2 separate regions of the Homo sapiens genome follow, and region 1 is linked to region 2. The links are chromatin loops, found by intact Hi-C in ENCODE. Cell type or tissue: adrenal gland. All regions are shown on one strand. Links, peaks and the distances in the headings refer to the core of each region. The heading gives the core; the rest is flanking DNA.

What was found. Peaks named below come from ENCODE experiments on the same cell type or tissue, not always from the same donor. Only the 100,000 strongest peaks of a DNase experiment are listed, where the experiment ranks them.
Region 1: it touches region 2 in a loop (2.0-fold over the local background); 23 of 110 quality-filtered maps call a loop at or near these places.

Annotation. Positions count from the first base shown.
Region 1 is chr20:5,039,557-5,049,274 of GRCh38, forward strand. No RefSeq gene overlaps it. Among named protein-coding and RNA genes, the nearest start is that of SLC23A2, 43 kb to the left of the region's middle. RefSeq lists a silencer at 5,683-5,902. In adrenal gland, for the core only: no CTCF peak of the experiment used is centred there; no DNase peak of the experiment used is centred there.
Region 2 is chr20:5,096,732-5,106,449 of GRCh38, forward strand. TMEM230 (transmembrane protein 230) reads right to left here. Exons shown (of 4, transcript NM_001009925.2): 3 at 9,457-9,579; 4 at 3,119-4,200. The coding sequence ends at 4,060. It also overlaps the pseudogene RNA5SP474. Among named protein-coding and RNA genes, the nearest start is that of TMEM230, 11 kb to the right of the region's middle. In adrenal gland, for the core only: CTCF peaks have their summits at 4,197 (motif pointing left) and 4,397; a DNase peak (open chromatin) is centred at 4,170; H3K27ac peaks cover 716 bases.

The DNA of each region.
Region 1 (9,718 bases), core at 1,132-9,131, 57 kb before region 2:
CGGTTCAATTGCTCAGCCACACGTTGTTGAGGTAGCTGATGTGCTCCCTGACATCTCACCCATTTTAAAGCCATAATCAGAGAAGAGCAAGACTAAGGCATCAGCATGCTTTGTCAGAAAAGCAAAAGCTTTAAATGGCTTCCAGCCAACTTTTGCTATACAAAATACTTCAAACATCCAGAAAAGAACCGAAAATGATATAACTCCCACATGTGTACCTATGATCGATTCTGAACAAACACTGATGTTTTGCCAATTGTGCTTCTATTTTTTTTCCTTAATAAAACACGAGAGACACAGTGTCCAGGATTGCATTATGTGGCCACCCCAGATGAAGGGGAGATGAGAATGTGAGTGTTCCGTTTTCTAATATGTATAATACAGGTAGGCTGGGCAGAAAGAGTTAGACAGGTATTGGGTTAGCCAGCCTACAGTGTCTAACACACCAACAAAATCAAGCATTGGAGAGCATTTGGATATGGAAGAGTGCTGAGAAGGTGTGGTGGCTCATGCCTATAATCCTAGTACTTTGGGAGGCTGAGGCAGGAGGATCACTTAAGTCCAGGAGTTTGAGAGCAGCCTGGGCAACAAAGTGAGACCTTGTCTCTACAAAAAATAAACAAAATTAGCTGGTGGTGGCACCTGCCTGTTGTCCCAGCTACTCAGGGGGCTGAGGTGGGAGGATGGCTTGAGCCTGGGAGATTGAAGCTTCAGTTAGCCATGATCATGCCACTGCGCTCCAGCCTGGGTGACAGAGAGAGATCCTGCCTCAAAAAAAAAATAAAAATAAAAAAGAGGGGCCGGGTGTGGTGGCTCAGGCCTGTAATCTTAGCACTCTTTGGGAGGCTGAGACTGGAGGATCCTTTGAGCCCAGGGGTTTGAGACCAGCCTGGGCAACATAGGGAGAACTTGTCTCTATTTAAAAAAAAAAATGCTCATACGTGGTTGGCAGGAGTGTAAATAGCCTCAACCAATTTGGAAAGCAATTTGCCAATACTAGTTAATATAACGATCTAGATAGTGGGCAACCCGGATTAGCCTTTTCCAGATATTTGCAGCTGGGAAGCTCTCATACATGTTCACAGAGATACCTGCAAATGTTCATTTCAGCTTTTTTTTTTTCAATGGCAAAAAACTGGAAATAGCCTATTTGTCCCTCAATAAGAGAACTAATAAATACATCTCACAATATACAATCAAAGGAATACTATGCAGCTATTAAAATGAGTGAACTTATCAACATGCATAAACCTTTAAGACATAATGCTGGTTAAAGAGGCAAGTTGCAGAAAGGTACATAAGGTATGGGACTATTTATGTAAAATCAAATGCACACAGAGTGACACTGTCTTTATTGATTCTTGCATTTGTAATAAAGGTGCAAACTGGGGAAGAAACACACTAACATCATAGCAGCAGCAATCTCCAGGGAAGGAAAGAGACCTGTGAGGAAAGGTGACGATGAGAGGAAGAAACTATACCTCTAATGTTGCATTAAGGAAAGAAAGGCTAGGCCCAGTGGCTTCCGCCTGTAATCCCAGCACTTTGGGAGGCCAAGGTGGGTGGATCACTTGAGGCCAGGAGTTCATGACCAGCCTGGCCAACATGGTGAAACCCCATCTGTACTAAAAATACAAACAATTTGCCGGGCATGATGGACATACCTGTGGTCCCAGCTACTCGGGAGGCTGAGGCATGAGAATCTCTTGAACCTGGGAGGCGGAGGTTGCAGTGAGCTGAGATTGCACCACTGCCCTCCAGCCTGGGTGACAGAGTGAGACTCTGCCTCTAAAGGAAGGAGAGAAGAAAATAGATCTGAAGCAAATTTATCAAAATGCTAACTTTTGCTGTATCTGTGTTGTAGGTTCCTAAGCATTTGCCATAATGTTCTCATTATTTCTTTGGCTATTTATAATACTTCATAAATTAAAAATAAAGGAAGGAGATGTGGTATTTTTTCTGAAGCAGCACTTCTCAAACTTTCATGTACAATGTATCCCCTGGGGATCTTGTTAAAATGCAGTTGCTGAGTCAGTGGCCTGGGATGGGGCCGGAGAATCTACACGCCTCACAAGCTCCTGTGTTGGGATGAAGCTGGTTCCAGGGCCCCACTTAAAGAAGCAGCCTTCCAGAGAACTCTGCCCCAGGGCTCCTGAGATGGAAGTGAAGGCCCCAGCCCAGAGGACCCTGCGTGAAGGTTCAGTGTTGGAGCCTGCAGATGCTGACAGTGCCTGCAGCTTTCCTGCCTATTTTAGGACTTGCTAGAAGCTTGGCATGTCCTAAAAACCCTTTTTCAAGAGTCTCTCCCCAGCTGCTGCTAGCGGGATTTTTTTTTTAACTCTCTATCCTATTTAACCTCCTCACTGATGACCTTTTAATGCGTAACTTTTTTTTTTTTTTTTTTTTTTGAGACGGAGTCTCGCTCTCCCAGGCTGGAGTGCAGTGGTGTGATCTCGGCTCACTGCAACCTGTGCCTCCCAGGTTCAAGCGATCTCCTGCCTCAGCCTCCCCAGTACCTAGGATTACAGGTGCGCGCCTCCAGCATAGCTAATGTTTGTATTTTTAGTAGAGACGGGGTTTCACCATGTTGGCCAGGCTGGTTATGCATAACTTTTTATCACAGATGTTTGATCTCAGTTTTAATCTTTTCAACATTTGTAAACCCTTGGTTCATTGTGCTTCTCCCTTTATTACTCTTTTTTTTTTTTTTTTTTTTTTTTTTTTGAGACGGAGTTTCGCTCTTGTTGCCCAGGCTGGAGTGCAGTGGCGCACTCTCGGTTCACTGCAATCTCCACCTCATAGGTTCAAGCGATTCTCCTGCCTCAGCCTCCTGAGTAGCTGGGATTACAGGCACACGCCACCATGCCTGGCTAATTTTTCTTTTTCTTTTTTGTATTTTTAGTAGAGATGGGGTTTCACTATGTTGGCCAGACTGGTCTTGAACTCCTGACCTCGTGATCTGCCCACCTCAGACTCCCAAAGTGCTGGGATTACAGGTGTGAGCCACCGTGCCTGGCCTAATTTTGTATTTTTAGTAGAGACGGGGTTTCTCCATGTTGGTCAGGCTGGTCTCGAACTCCTGACCTCAGGTGATCTGCTCGTCTTGGCCTCCCAAAGTGTTGGGATTATAGGCATAAGCCACCACAACCGACCTGACTGCTCATTTTTAAACTCTTGATCTGACACTGGGGGACTTTAAGCTATAATCTTGTTCTGTTTTTTTTCTTTTTCTCTTGCCTTCTATGCTTTCCATTTTATTGCTTTATTTATTTATTGAGACAGGGTCTCACTCTGGAGTGCTGGAGTATGGTGGCATGATCAGGGCTCACTGCAGCCCTGACCTCCAGGGCTCAGGGGATCCTCCCACCTCACCCTCCCAAGTAGCTGGTACTACAGGCACATACCACCATGCCCAGCTAATTTTCTAATTTTCTGTAGAGATGAGGTCTCACTGCATTGCCCAGGCTGGTCTCGAACTCCTGAGCTCAAGTGATCCTCCTGCCTTGGCCTCCCAAAGTGCTGGGATTACAGGCATGAGCCACAGCACCCAGCTTCCCTTTTTCTCTCAGGACTTATTTTCACATTGGCTGGGGTGTGGGTGGGCCGCCGCCATTTTATATTCCCAGCTTCCTTCTGGCTCCCCAGGAATCCTCAGCTGGGGTGAGGATGACACTGAACGAATCTCACATTCCCCAGGAGACTGGGAAAAACAACTGCTTCAGTTCTCTGTCGGATCACAGGCTCTAGCTTGCATATTCGATTTGCTGGGGCAGTGTTGATGTCTCCTACCCTGCAGGCCCATGTAAGAAGATGCATGTCATGAATTCCATGCACTCTTTGGATTGGGAGGCAACAAACACTGATGAGAATCAGGAGGGGCTGAAGAGGAGCCAGGGGATCTAGGGTCACCCAGACATCTCTGGGAGGCAGTTCACTCAGGGTATGGTGGTCATATCTGGGCTGCTCCATGGAGGCACTGGCATCAGGAGCTTAAAACAGACTCCTGTGTTCCCTTTTGTGCTCATCAGCAATGTCCTTGGTGCCTGGACCGGTTTAGTAGAGAAGGAGATGTTCCTGCTTTTATTTCTATTTTTTTTTAAACAAGTTTTCGCTCTGTTGTCCAGGCTGGAATGCCGTGACAAAGCCACGGCTCACTGCACCCTTGACCTCCTGGGCTCAAGCGATCCTCCCACCTCAGCCTCCTGAGTAGCTAGGACTACAGGCGCACTCTGCCACACCTGGCTAATTAAAAACAGTTATTTTGTAGAGATAGAGTCTTGCTATGTTGCCCAGGCTGGTCTTGAACTCCTGGGCTCAAGTGATATTCCTGCCTCGGTCTCTCACAGTGCTGGGGTTACAGGCATGAGCCACCATGGCCAGCTACTCCTGCCCTTTAGGTTTTGGCTCATTTCTCTTCCCCAGGGGAAACTGGGGCAGGATCATGGCAGGGCCTGGCATGCAACCCTTGCTGGCACAGCACTGTGGTAAGGGGCATGGGCTCTGAAGTTCAAGTGGAGAGAATACCCCTTATGAACTGGGTGTCCTTGGCCAGCACTTAACCTCTTTGTGCCTCAATGGCCCTCTATGAAGGATAACAGTAGACCTGTCTTGTAAGGTTATTGTGAAGTAAAACTTGTAGAATGGAGCTTGGCACAGAGTAAGCTTCAATCAATGTCAGCTCTTCATTACCCAACCTTGGCGCTGCATGACGAACACCTGTGGATGGTTAAAAACTGCACTGCAGGTTACTTCCCTCAGAGCCTCTGGGGTGGGACCCAGGCTTCCGTATTTTTTTTTAAGCCCCTTAGGTAATTTCATTGTGTGCACAGGGCTGAAAACTGCCTGAGGCTGCAGTCTCTCAAGTGCTAGTTCACACAGATATTTATTTATTTATTTTTTGAGACAGAGTTGCGCTCTTGTCATCCAGGCTGAAGTGCAATGGCGCAATTTTGGCTCACTGCAGTCTCCGCCTCCCAGGTTCAAGAGATTCTTCTTCCACAGCCTGCCGAATAGCTGGGATTACAGGTACGCGCCACCATGCCGGGCTAACTTTGTATTTTTAGTAGAGACGGGGTTTCACCATGTTTCACCATGTTGTCCAGGTTGCTCTCAAAATCCCGACCTCAGGTGATCCACCTACTTTGGCCTCCCAAAGTGCTGGGATTACAGGCATGAGCCACCATGCCCGGCCACACACAGATAAATTTAAACGTTCCCTACAGGTCTTTGTTGGGTCCTTTTGGAAGCAACTCCTGCCCCCGTGCCCCACAAAGGAGCATTTTCTTGTATGTGTCAGAATCATTTCTCTTTTCCCCTACCCCACTGCAAACCCCACCCAAGTTCAGAAGAAAAATACCTTCAAGAACTCTGACCAGATAGAGGAAAAGTGCATTGACTCAATCTACCTCCTTCCTCACTCCCTTCTTGGAGGAGGCCCCTTCCCAAAAGACCTTCCTGGAAAAATCTTCCTTTGGTGTCTCCAAGGAACTATGCTCTCCAGGGCACGCAACAACAGAGTAAGAATTCATCTACCACTAAAGACTGAATATAGTATGCAGTATAAAACTATTTAAAAGGGCCAGACGCGGTGGCTCATGCCTGTAATCCCAGCACTTTGGGAGGCCGAGGCGGGTGGATCACGAGGTTAGGGGTTCAAGACAAGCCTGGCCAAGATGGCAAAACCCCATCTCTACTAAAAATACAAAAATTAGCCGGGCATGGTGGCGGACACCTGTAATCCCAGCTACTCAGGAGGCTGAGACAGAGAATTGCTTGAACCCGGGAGGCAGAGGTTACGAGATCACACCACTGTATTCCAGCTTGGGCGACAGAGCAAGACTTCATCTCAAAAAAAAAAAAAAAACTTATTTAAAAGAAGGCGCCAGGCCAGGGTCGGTGGCTCACGCCTGTAAATCCCAGCACTTTGGGAGGCCAAGGTGGGGCAGATCACCTGAGGTCAGGAGTTCGAGACGAGCCTGGCCAACACGGTGAAACCCTGTCTCTACTAAAAATATAAAAATTAGCCAGATGTGGTGGTGCGTGCCTGTAATCCCAGCTACTCAGGAGGCTGAGGCAGGAGGATCACTTGAACCTGGGAGGCGGAGGTCGCAGTGAGCCGAGATCACGCCACTGCACTCCAGCCTGGGTGACACAGCAAGACTCCGTCTCATAAATAAATAAATAAGGCACCATAACAAAATACAGTTTATCCTAAACATGGTTTAATAGTTGGGAAGTTGGTCATATTATGTCTTTTTCCTAAATACATGCAGAGGTAAGAGACCTAACCCTGGGAGTGTGTTTGGAGGAATGAATGCTTTAAAATCAATCCCAGAATCGGTAAGTGTAATGCACAACAGTAACTGAATGACAGACAAAAACCACATGATCATCTTAGTCAATGCACAAAAAGCTTTTGAAAAAGTTCAACACGCTTTCATGATTAAAAAAAAAATGCAGCAAACTAGAAATAGAAGAAAACTACCACAATATGATAGCCATATATGAAAACCCCATAGTTAAATCATACTCAATGATGCAAGACAAACTTTTTCCTCGAAGATCAGGAACAAGACAAGAATGCCCACTTTCACCACTTCCATACCACGTAGTCTTGGAATTTCTAGATAGAGCAATTAGGCAAAAAGGAAGAAAAGGAAAGAAAAGAAAAAAGAAAAGGAAAAGGAGGGAATAGAAAGAAAAGAAGAAAGAAAGAAAATGCATCCAAATTGGAAAGGAAGAAGGAAAATTATTATTCATAGATTATATGATCTTAGAAAACCCTAAAGATTCCACAAAAAACCCTTTGGAACTACTAAACAAATTTGGCAAAGCAGCAGGACACAAAAGCAATACATGAAAATCAGTTGTGTTACTATATACTAACAAAGAACAATCTGAAAATGAAATTAAGAAAATAATTCTATTTATAATAGCATAAAAAGAATACAGCTGGGTGCGGTGTCTCACGCCTGTAATCCCAGCATTTTGGGAGGCTGAGGCAGGCAGATCACATGAGGTTGGGAGTTCGAGGCCAGCCTGACCAACATGGAGAAACCCCTTCTCTACTAAAAATACAGAATTAGCTGGGCATGGTGGTACATGCCTGTAATCCCAGTTACTCGGGAGGCTGAAGCAGGAGAATCGCTTGAACCCCATAGGTGGAGGTTGTGGTAAGCTGAGATCGTGCCATTGCACTCCAGCCTGGGCAACAAGAGCGAAACTCCATCTCTAAAAAAAAAAAAAGGAATAAAATAGTCATTGAAAGACTTGTGCAATGAAAACCACAAAACATTGCTGAAAGCAATTTTAAAAGACATAAATAAATGGAAAGATACCCTATGTTTATGGATTGAAAGACTTCATATTGTTAAGATGTCAAAACTATCCAAAGTGATCTATAGATTTCACGTAGTCTTTATCAAAAATCCCAATGACATTCTTTGCAAAAATAGAAAAATCCACCCTGAAAGTCATGTGGAGTATTCTTTCAAGAATTTTTTTATGTTGGCATTGAGTATTGAAATCAGCTCTACAATAATTGTGACTTTTGACCTTTTGACTTTGGTTGTGTGCTCCAACCCACTCTATACCTTGACTTCCCCATTTCTCAGATTCATATTTTGCTTCCTCTTTCAGCCAGTTGGTATATATCTCTTTTTTTTTTTTGAGACAGAATCTTGCTCTGTCGCCCAGGCTGGAGTGCAGTGGTGCCATCTCGGCTGACTGCAACCTCCGCCTCCCAGGTTCAAGCAATCAAGCAATTCTCCTGCTTCAGCCTCTCAAGTAGCTGGGACTACAGGCATGTGCCTCCACACCCGGATAATTTTTTTTTTTTTTTTGAGACAGAGTCACCCAGGCTGGGGCGCAATGGCACAATCTCGGCTCACTGCAACCTCTGCCTCCCGGGTTCAAGCGATTCTCCTGCCTCAGCCTCCCGAGTAGCTGGGACTGCAGGCGCCTGCATCCACACCTGGCTAATTTTTGTATTTTTAGTAGAGACGGGGTTTCATCATGTTGGCCAGGCTGATTTCAAATTCCTGACCTCAAGTGATCTGCCTGCCTCGTCCTCCCAAAGTGTTGGGATTACAGGCGTGAGCCTGTAAAGCACTTTTTGCAGGCAGATGTTAAACAAATAACTATATGTATATAACTACAATATACAACTATAGTAATATAATTTTAAAAAAATTTTTGAGTCATGGCTCACTGCTGCCTCAACCTCCTGGGGTCAAGAGTTCCTCCCACCTCTCAGCCTTCCAATAGTATATATATATTTGCTGGGTGTGGTAGCTCATCCGTATAATTTCAGTACTTTGGGAGGCCGAGGCAGGAAGACTGCTTATCCTAGCTACTTGGGAGGCTGAGGCAGCGCAAGGATCCCTTAAGCTCAGGAGTTCAAGGTTGCGGTGAGCTGGAATCACACCACTGCACAGCGGACTGGGTGACAGAGCAAGACCCTGTCTCCAAAACACACACACACACACAACTATTTTAAGCCATTGCACATCAGCCTGGGCAACATAGTGAGATCCTGTCTCTAAAAAATAAAAAATAAAAAAATAAAAATAGTATTTCAAGTTTAATTTTTGAATGGGTAATACAAATAAAAAACAAAAATAAAAATAAATTAAAAATAAAAATATACAGTATTTCGAGTTTAATCTTTGAATGGGTAATACTTTTGTTTTTTTGAGAAAGAGTCTTGCTCTGTCGCCCAGGCTGGCGTGCAGTGGTGCAATCTCCGCTCCTGCAACCTCCGCCTCCTGGGTTCAAGTAATTCTCATGCCTCAGTCTCCTGAGTAGCTGGGACTGCAGGCGCACACCACCATGCGCAGCTAATTTTTTATAATTTTTATAGAGACAAGGTTTTGCCACATTGGTCAGGCTGGTCTCCTGAGCTCAGGCAATCCACCCGGCTTGGCCTCCCAGAGTGTTGGGATTACAGGCGGAGCCACTGCACCCGGACCAAATGGGTAATCCTTTTACATGGTTCAAAAGCCACATCAAAATATATGAAGAATTAGCCTTCTTCCCAGCCTTGTCTCCCATCTTTCCAACAACCATTAACCACAATTCTTAGTTTCTTATGTTTCACTTCCTTTCTTTATGAATAAACAAGCTAGTATTAATACAGATTCTTGCTTTCTCCCGATTTTAACTCTTACAGTAGCATGATGTACAGACTGTTCTGCATGCTTCTTCTCACGTAACAGTATGTATCTTGGGAATCTTTCCATATTTTTACCTTAAAAATTTCCATGTTTAAAAAAAAGGTGCATAATTTTTGTTTGTTTGTTTGTTTTTTGGAGACAGAGTTACTCTGTCTCCCAGCTGGAGTGCAGTGGTGCGATCTCAGCTGACTGCAACCTCCACCTCCTGGGTTCAAGCAATTCTCCTGCCTCAGCCTCCTGAGTAGCTGGGATTATAGGCGCACACCACTACACCTGGCTAATTTTTGTATTTTTAGTAAAGACGGGGTTTCACCATATTGCCGGGGCTGGTCTCAAACTCCTGACCTCGAGTGATCCACCTGCCTCAGCCTTGCATAGTATTTTACTACAAGCTAGATATGATAGACTTTTTTTTTTAGCCCTTGAATATCTGAGAATGTTCTTTTGCCCTTACACATGAAATATAAACTGGGTATAAAATCCTTGAGTCGCAATATTTTACCCCATAAAACTCTTGTAGAGGTTGGTATTAAGGCCAGCTTACA
Region 2 (9,718 bases), core at 478-8,477:
AGGAGTCTGACGTAAATGTAGGTAGGTACTTGCCTACCTATCCATACCTCAAAGGAACATGGTGTCCTGGGATGGAAATGCACACGATTCCAGCTCTTCATTTGATAAACCTAAGTGCCCACAAGCACTGTGCTAGGCTTTGTGGGAGGGTTTAAAACACAGTCTTTGCCCTTAGTGAGGAAAATTAGCATGCTGGATATAAAAGAGTGGTGGAAACTTTAGTGAACTGGAGAATGCTACTCAGCTAAAACTTGTACTACCTTACTTTAGTTGGCTGGAGCCTCTCTGCAATGAAGGACTACCTGATTTTTCAAGTCCCAAATCAAGATCATGTGAACATTTCCCTTTTTAGAAACGAAAAGAACTTGGGGATAGGTGGTCAGAAAATAAAATGGAACAATTCAAAAAATAAATCCTCAAACGCAGGCCAACATGTGGCTGCTAGTTTGCAACCTGTGCTCCTCATTACCCCAGTCCTATATTTTCCTGTTGTACCTCCAGCACCTCACAATTCCTGGCAGAACAGAAGTGCCTCTGGTATGACCACGTGAAGCTCAACCAAGAGACCCACCAGAGTGGCAACGGATCTGAAATTTCCATCATATGCAGAACAGCTGAAGCAACTGGAGAGGGTTTTTAGCCTTGGAAATGACTAACAGGAGGCATAAGAGTTGTTGCAAATAAGAACATCCTTTAAAAAAGTTAGGATATATAGTCTGGTCAACACTTTGGAGTGGGGAGGAGGTTACTTTCAGGTAAAATATACATCTGACAACTGACCACGGTTCCCCAACTACTTCTACTGTCCATACCCACCTCCCCCATTTCTTCACTGGCCCAGTACCTAAAAGCATTTGGCTGTCATATCTGGTAAAGGGAATTCAGGCTTTGCCTTATAATTTTTTTTTGTTTTATTATTTTTTTGAGACGGAGTCTCACTCTGTCACCATCTGGAGTGCAGTGGTGTGATCTAGGCTCATTGCAACCTCCACCTCCCGGGTTCAAGTGATTCTCCTGCCTCAGCCTCCTGAGTAGCTGGGATATAGGTGCCCGCCACCACACCCAGCTAATTTTTGTATTTTTAGGCCAGGCTGATCTTGAACTCCTGACCTCAAGTGATCCACCCACCTCGGCCTCCCAAGTGCTGGGATTACAGGCGTGAGCCACCGTACCAGGCCCAGGCTTTAATCCCAAATATCTCACCTACTTCCTACCTAAGAATCTTATCTAACTCAGGATTTTTTTTTTTTTTTTTTTTTTTTTTGAGACGGAGTCTGGCTTTGTTGCCCAGGCTGGAGTGCAGTGGTGCGATCTTGGCTCACCGCAACCTTAGCCTGCCGGGTTCAAGCAATTCTCCTGCCTTAGCCTCCCAAGTAGCTGGGATTACAGGCATGTGTCACCACGCCCAACTAATTTTGTATTTTTAGTAGAGATGGGGTTTCTCCATGTTGGTCAGGACGGTCAAACTCCCAAACTCAGGTGATCCGCCCGCCTCGGGCTCCCAAAGTGCGGGGATTACAGGCATGAGCCACTGTGCCCGGCTAACTCAGGATTTTTCTAAGGATTAAAATGAGATATGTAATGAAAGTATTTGGCAGAATATCTGGCAAAGGGGTCAAGAAATGTTCAACATTATTATGGAGGTTTAGATCTTTTCTCCCGTCCGAGTACTAACCAGGCCTGACCCGGATTAGCTTCCAAGATCAGATGAGGTCGGGAGCATTCAGGGTAGTATGGCCGTAGAGGTTTAGGTCTTTTCTATAAAACACCAAATAATACAACTATGGTCAAAACACAGAAGTTGCAGGGAGTCTGATTTTGGCTTCATAAATGATACTTCTGTAACAATGCCAGCTGGAATGAGATTACAAGTGTGAATGTTCAAACAGAGCAGCAAAGGTCATTCCTCAGGGGACTCTGGAGGAGATTCCTACCCCAGGTAGGAAGTTGGTTGATTTCTGCTCTGATCCTATGACTACTAAATGCATAGTATGAAAAACTACACTTATAATGTGCATTAACAAGAATATGACTGATCTCCATGGATATGGAAAGATATACAAAATAGAATTGGGGGGGGGAAATTATAGAACCATACAATGGGAGCCCAAGTTTTAAAAACCAGATATATATTTATGTGCTTAGAGCATTTCAGGAAGGGTATATTAAGAAATTTATTTGGAAAATCTTGAGAGGTAAGCTGGAGTGAATGTACACTCTCCACTCCATGCCCAAATGTTTACTTTTCACTTTATACCCTTCTGTTTATTTTTTTGACCAGCAGCATCAACTTTTTAAAAAAGGACCAAATAGGCCAGGCTCAGTAGCTCATGCCTATAATCCCAACACTTTGGGAGGCAAAGGTGGGAAGATCACTTGAGCCCAGGAATTCAAGGCTGCAGTGAGAAATGACTGTGCCACTGCACTCCAGCCTGGGCAGTAGAGCAAGACTCTGTCTCAAAATAAATAAATAAATAAATAAATAAATAAATAAATAAATAAATCAATCAATCAATAATAAATAAAAAAACCAAATCATTTGGTTGGCCAAAACCTTCTGATCTGAGCTTTGCTCGGCAACCACTCTCCAAGATAAAGCTTTATGTATCACCTCACATATTCACTGTCAAGGCTCAGGCACTCTAGATTACTGGACTCCCCAGTCAACATTCCCATTACCAAAAGTCCCTAATCTTGGAGGCTGCTTCAGGTCACCCTCTCTTTGTCCCTCACTTCCTGAGTTTTTTTTTTTTCCTCCAACTATACTCACTCTACTGGTGATCTCAAACAGCCCTCTAGCTTTTAAGATACTGTCCAAATGCTGACTCCCAAATTTCTATTTCCATCCAAGACCCACTCTTAAACTCTAGACACACACATGCATCGCAACTGCCTCCTCAACAGCTCCACTTGGATATTGAGTAGACATCTAAAACTTGCTCTTCCCACAGCCTTGCAACTCAGCTGATGGCATGTCCAGGCTTCCAGTTGCCCAAGTCCATAACCTCAGAGTTAGGGAAAGTTGAGTGTGACCCACAATGCCAGCTACCTAGAAACTAAGGTAGATCTAGGTACTGGGATTAAAGATATCATAAAATCATTAAAATGTTTTCTGAAATGTTTGAAGTTAACTCATTTTATTTCTAGGATTTGGATTTCAACATTTTAATTTCTTTGGAATATAAGTCACTTTTTGCAAGCTAAAAAATAGAATCAAACTAAGGTGATCTAGTCCTCTAGGCATCCAGGCTGATCCTTGGAATCATGAGCAGAATGATGACATACTACAAGGTGCTAGCAATACGGCTATAAACTCTAAATAATAACCACTACATGTTTCATTAGGAAACAGCCAAAAGTCCGGCCGTTAAAGGAATAATCTGCAGAACATCTTGATTTACAAGGGACAAAATGATGCAAATTATATGCTGTCCAACCTACTGGTGAACTGGATCAGAATGGTCCAAGGACTGTTAAACAGAGGAAGTATTTACATTTTGAAAACTTGCTCTGCAGGATAAAAAAATTCCTGGTTGCTGTCAGTAAGAAAGCAAGTAAAAAAAATATTACAGATGAACTCACTGATCTTTGATTTTACTAAGGTCTTCCACTGGAACATGAAGGTAGGGATAAGTGTACAGGATAATATACTCAGATATTTTTAAAATAAATTACTTAATAATAAGAAATTAGCCATACCACATTGTTCCATTTGCTACAAGAACAAATTGGCAATGAAGACTATTTAAAAGAAATGCTCAGCTCTACAGAGGGTGGTGGCAGGCAACACTTTTCCATTACAGAATAACCTCTATTCTTCCATGATACATATTCCTGTGGAAAAACTTGTCAGGGCCCAGGGATGAAAAATAGAGCTTGTCCTAATTAGCTAACTGTAGGTTCACTTAACATCTTTGGGAAGGACCCAAAAAATCTGGCCATTATTTTCTTAAACATCTGCAAGCTGCAGAATTCCTTAGTCCTCAGCTATAGTTTCTGCTAGATATCTTAAAGCTGGGACAGTTCCACTGTGACTCCTCCTCAGCTATGGGGTGGGTGCTAGTCATCAAAGTCTGGAATGTCATCATAGGAGTAACCACGGTAGCCTTTGGATGCATAGTAAGCGATGCGCAGGTGGTAAAATCCGGGTAGGAACACCAGAATGCCAATGATCAGCACTGGAACGGCCCGGTCTGCCCCCTGGTGGCAGAAGGAGGCAAACACATTAGTACCGTAAGAGTTACACATTTTAAAATAAAACGTCACAGACCTAATCCTTAGATCAGTATTTTATACTCTTCAGTACTTTTTCTTTGAGTTGTATACCACCAAGGGAAAAGGTTTCCTCCTGATTATAAATTGAAGACAAACTACAAAATATTAACAATTATAAAGAAAAAAATGACCCATTCTCATCCAGATATTTTGGCTTCTTTTCCTTTTTTTAAAGCTCTTAGTTGTGAACACACCATACTCTGTGTCCTGTGGCCAATATTATTAAAACCTTTTCATACATTTAAACTGTAAGGATGTGTAACATTCCACCGAAATGGACATACTACAGTTTTACCTAACTGCCCCACATACAGCTGCTGGACACTTTGGTTGTTTTTCACCTTTTGTAATTGTACAGATACCACTACAATAAACTCTGTGTTTTTCTCAGCCTTTCAGGTTTTCTTTTCTTTCTCTTTTTTCTTTTTTTTTGAGGTAAGAGTCTTGCTCTGTTGCTCGGGCTGGAGTACAGTGGTGTGATTACAGCTCACTGCAACCTCGACTTCCCAGGCTCAAGTGATCCTCCCACCTCAGCCTCCAAGTAGCTGGAGTTACAGGTGTCAGTCACCATACCTGGCTCATTTTGTACATTTGTTTGTTTGGTAGAGATGAGGTCTCGCTATGTTGCCCAGGCTGGTCTCGAACTCTGGGGCTCAAGCAATCCTCCTGCCTCAGCCTCCCAAAATGCTAGAATTATAGGCTTGAGCCACTGCACCTGGCTGGCTGTGTTCCCTGTTGTGTGTTAATTATAGTCAGAATTGGTTCAAGACAACTTGGACACTGTGTATGTGGGGACAGCCCATGAGAAAGAACCACCAACTACTTTAGGTTTCTAAGGTTTCATATTGAAGCTCAACAGGAACTCCAACCAAACCTACTGTAAGAAGGAACTGACTTACGAGGCACAGTGACCCCACACATATAACAGAATTGCTATTTCTCTCCAAATACTGACAGTATGTCCATGGCACTGCACAGCTACAATGACAGCATGCTGCTCCAGCTACAGCCCTTTACCAATCAGGACTCCTGTATGCCAGGCTCAGCCATGTTGTTCCAAACTATGACAGGGCAAACTGTCTAATATCTCAGAGGCCAAGTTTGCCTACCTGCCACCACCTCCCCTATAGGAACTATGGAAGTTTACTGTTGCTCAAAGGAAGAAAAACATGTTTTGCCAACAGAGAACAAAATGTAAAAGAAAATCTTTTTGGTTTTTCTGCTGGAATCTGCTGTACCAGACATGAATATAAAAACAAAGATTGAACAATGAAAAAAATCTAAAACCTGAATAGACAAAGAGTAATGAGATTAAGGCCATAATAAAAAGTCTCTTAGCAGAGAGAAGCCTGGGACTAGATGGTTTCGCTGCTGAATTATACCAGTTAAAGAATTAATACTTGGCTGGGCATGGTGGTTCACTCCTGTAATCCCAGCACTTTGGGAGGCCAAGGCAGGCAGATCGCTTGAGCTCAGGATTTCAAGACCAGCCTGGTCAACATGGTAAAATCCTGTCTTGACAAAAAATACAAAAATTAGATGGGCATGGTGGTATATGCCTGTGGTCCCAGTTGCTAGTGAGGCTGAGGTGGCAGGATCACATAAGCCGGGGAGGCAAAGGTTGCAGTGAGCTGAGATCGCACCACTGCACTACACCTGCATGACAGATGAGACCCTGTCTCAAAAAAAAAAAAAAAAAAAAAGAATACTAATCCTACTGAAACTATTCTGAACAGACATGGAGAGAATACTTCCAAACTGATTCTACTAGGCCAGTTTTACCCTGATACCAAAACTAGGCAAAGACACATCGAAAAAACAAAAATAGGCCAATATCCCTGATGAACATTGATGCAAAAATCCTCAATAAGGAGGATAATACTAGCAAACTGAATTCAACAATACATTAAAAAGATCATTCATCAGGACCAAGTGGGATTTATCCCAGAGAGGCAAGGATGGTTCAACTTATACAAACCAATCAATGTGATAAAATCGTATCAGCAGAATGAAGGACAAAAACCATATGATTATTTCAATCGATGCTAGAAAAGCATTTGATAAAATTCTACATCCACCGGGTGTGGTGGCTCACGCCTGTAATCCCAGTACTTTGGGAGGCTAGGGTGGGCCTCACACTGACCATAATTAACACACAACGGGAAACATAGTCAGAGGGGTGCAGTGGCTAAAGCCTGTAATTCCAGCACTTTGGGAGGCTGAGGCAGGAGGATTGCTTGAGCCTAGGAGTTTAAGACCAGCCTGGGCAACATAATGAGATCTCATCTCTACCAAACAAACAAAAAAATTAGCTAGGTATGGTGACTCACACCTGTAACTCCAGCTACTTGGGAAGCTGAGGTGGGAGGATCGACTGAGCCCTGAAGATTGAGGTTGCAGAGAGCTGTGATCACACCACTGTACTCCTGGACTGCTTGAGTCTAGGAGTTCGAGATCAGCCTGGGCAACACGGCAAAACCTCATCTATACAAAAAATGAAAAAAAAATTAACCAAGTGTGGTGGCACATGCCTGTGGTCCCAGTTATTTGGGAGGCTGAGGTTGCAGTGAGCCGAGATGGTGCCACTGCACTCCAGCCTGGATGACACAGTGAGATTCTGTCTCAAAAAAAAAAAAACAAACAAAAAAACCAAAAAACAAAAAAACATACACTGGGGAAAGAACCAGTCTTTTCAATAAATGGTATTAGGAAAACTGGATATCCATATGCTGAAGAATGAAACTAGACCCCTCAAATCTCTTGACATATACAAAAATCAAATGAGAATGGATTAAACACTTAAATGTAAGACCTAAAACTATGAAACTACTATAAGAAAACATGGGGGAAACTCTCCAGGATGCTGGACTGGGCAAAGATTTCTTGAGTAATGCCCCCAAAAGCACAAGCAACCAAAACAAAAACAGATAAATGAGATCACATCCGGTTAAAAAGCTTCTGTACAGCAAAGGAAGAGACAACCCACAGAATGGGAAAAAATATATGCAAAGTATCCATCTGACAAGGAATTAATAACCAGAATATATAAGGAGCTCAAACTCTGTAGGAAAAAAAATCTAATAATCCAATCAAAAATGGGCATTTCTCAAAAGAAGACATACAAATGGCAAATAGGTATATGAAAAGGTGCTTAACATCATTGATCAAAGAAATGCAAATCAAGACTACAATGAGATATCATCTCATCCTAGTTAAAATGGCTTTTTAAAAAATATAGACACAAGGTCTCGCTATGTTGCGCAGGCTGGTCTCGAACTCCTGGGCTCAAGTGATCCTCCTGCCTCGGCCTCCAAAAGTGCTGGGACTACAGGCGTGAGCCACTGCACCCAGCCAAAATGGCTTTTATCCAAAAAAAACGGCAATAACGAATGCTAGCGAGGACGTGGAGAAAAGGGAACCCTCGTACAATGTTGATGGGAATGTAAATTAGTATAGCCACTATGGAGAACAGTATGAAATAGAACTACCATATGATCCAGCAATCACAGCTAGGTATATACCCAAAAGAAAGGAAATCAGTTTATCAAAGAGGTATCTGCACTTCCATATTTATGACAGCACTATTCACAACAGCCAAGATCTGGAAGCAACCAAAGTGTTCTTCAACAGACAAGTGAATAAAGAAAATATGGTACATATATGCAATGGAGTACTATTCAGCCACTAAAAAGAATGAGATCCTGTCACTTGCAACAACATGGATGAAACTGGAGAACGTTATGTTAAGTGAAATTAAGCCAGGCACAGAAAGACACACTTTCCATGTTCTCACTCATTTGCGGGAACTAAAAATTAAAACAATTGAACTCATGGATATTGTAGAATGATGGTTACCAAAGGCTGGGAAAGGTAGGGGGGAATGGGGAAGGTTAACGGGTACAAAATATAGTTACATAGAATGAATAAGCTCTAGTATTTGATAGCACAAAGTGACTAGAGAATAATTTATTGTACATTTAAAAATATAATAACTAAGGCTGGACGTGGTAGCTCACGCCTGTAATCCCAGCACTTTAGGAGGCCCACGCGGGCAGGCCGCTTGAGGTCAGGAGTTCATGACCAGCCTGGCCAACATGGCAAAAACCCATCTCTACTAAAAATACAAAAATAAGCCAAGTGTGCTGGCTTGCCACCATAGTCCCAGCTAACTCAGGAGGCTGAGGCAGGAGAATCACTTGAACCCACGAGCCGGAGTTTGCAGTGAGCTGAGATCCTGCCACTGCACTCCAGCCTGGGTGACAGAACAAGACTCTGTCTCCAAAATATATATATATGTATGTATGTATGTATGTGTATATGTATATATATAACTAAAAATAGGCCAGGCACAGTGGTTCATGCCTGTAATCCCAACACTTTGGGAGGCCAGCCTGGGCAACATGGCGAAACCCCATCTCTACTAAAAATACCAACATTAGCCGGGTGCGGTGGCGCACGTCTGTAATTCCAGCTACTCGGGAGGCTGAGGCACAAGAATAGCATGAACCTGGGAGGCGGAGGTTGCAGTTAGCCGATATTATGCCACTGCACTCCAGCCTGACTCTGTCTCAAAATAAATAAATAAATAAAAGTATAATTGGAATGTAATACAAATGATGAATGCTTGAGGGGATGGATACCCCATTTAGCCTGATGTGATTATTATGAATGCATGGCTGTATCAAAATACCTCATGTATCCCCTAAGTATATACACCTACTATGTACCCATAAAAATTGGAAAAAAAATTGGCCAGGGGCAATGGTTCACACCTGCAATCCCAGCACTTTGGAAGGCTGAGGCAGGCAGACTGCTTGACCTCAGGAGTTAGAGATCAGCCTGGGCAACATAGTGAAACCCTGTCTCTACACAAAATAAAACAAACAAAAATAAGTAAATAAAAAATAAAATTAGCTGGGTGTGGTGGCACACACGTGTAGTCCCAGCTACTCGGGAGGCTGAGGTGAGAGGATCGCTTGAGCCCAGGGAGGTAAAGGTTGTGCCACTGCACTCTAGCTTGGATGACAGAGCAAGACCCTGTCTCAAAAAAAACAGACCACTGGGACGGACAAACACACACACACACACACACACACACACACACACACACACACGCACACTAGAGCCTTGGCTAACATTTTAAAAATCTCACAACTTATTCCCACATGCCCGTCAGCTTACCCCTTTGCTGATGTAGCCTGACAGCAGGAGGGAGCCTATAATAATGAGAAAGGCGCCAATCAAAAACAGCACAGTGGCAAGTGCGATGGCCTTATAAGGGATCTTAGGAGGGGTTTTCTTAAACTGGAAGAGAAATAGAGATGAAAAAGACAACGAAGAACATTAATGCAAATACCTGGGTTCAAACATTTAATTAATTATTTGTAATTTTTATGTTTTTGTTTGTTTGTTTTGAGATGGAGTTTCGTTCTTGTTGCCCAGG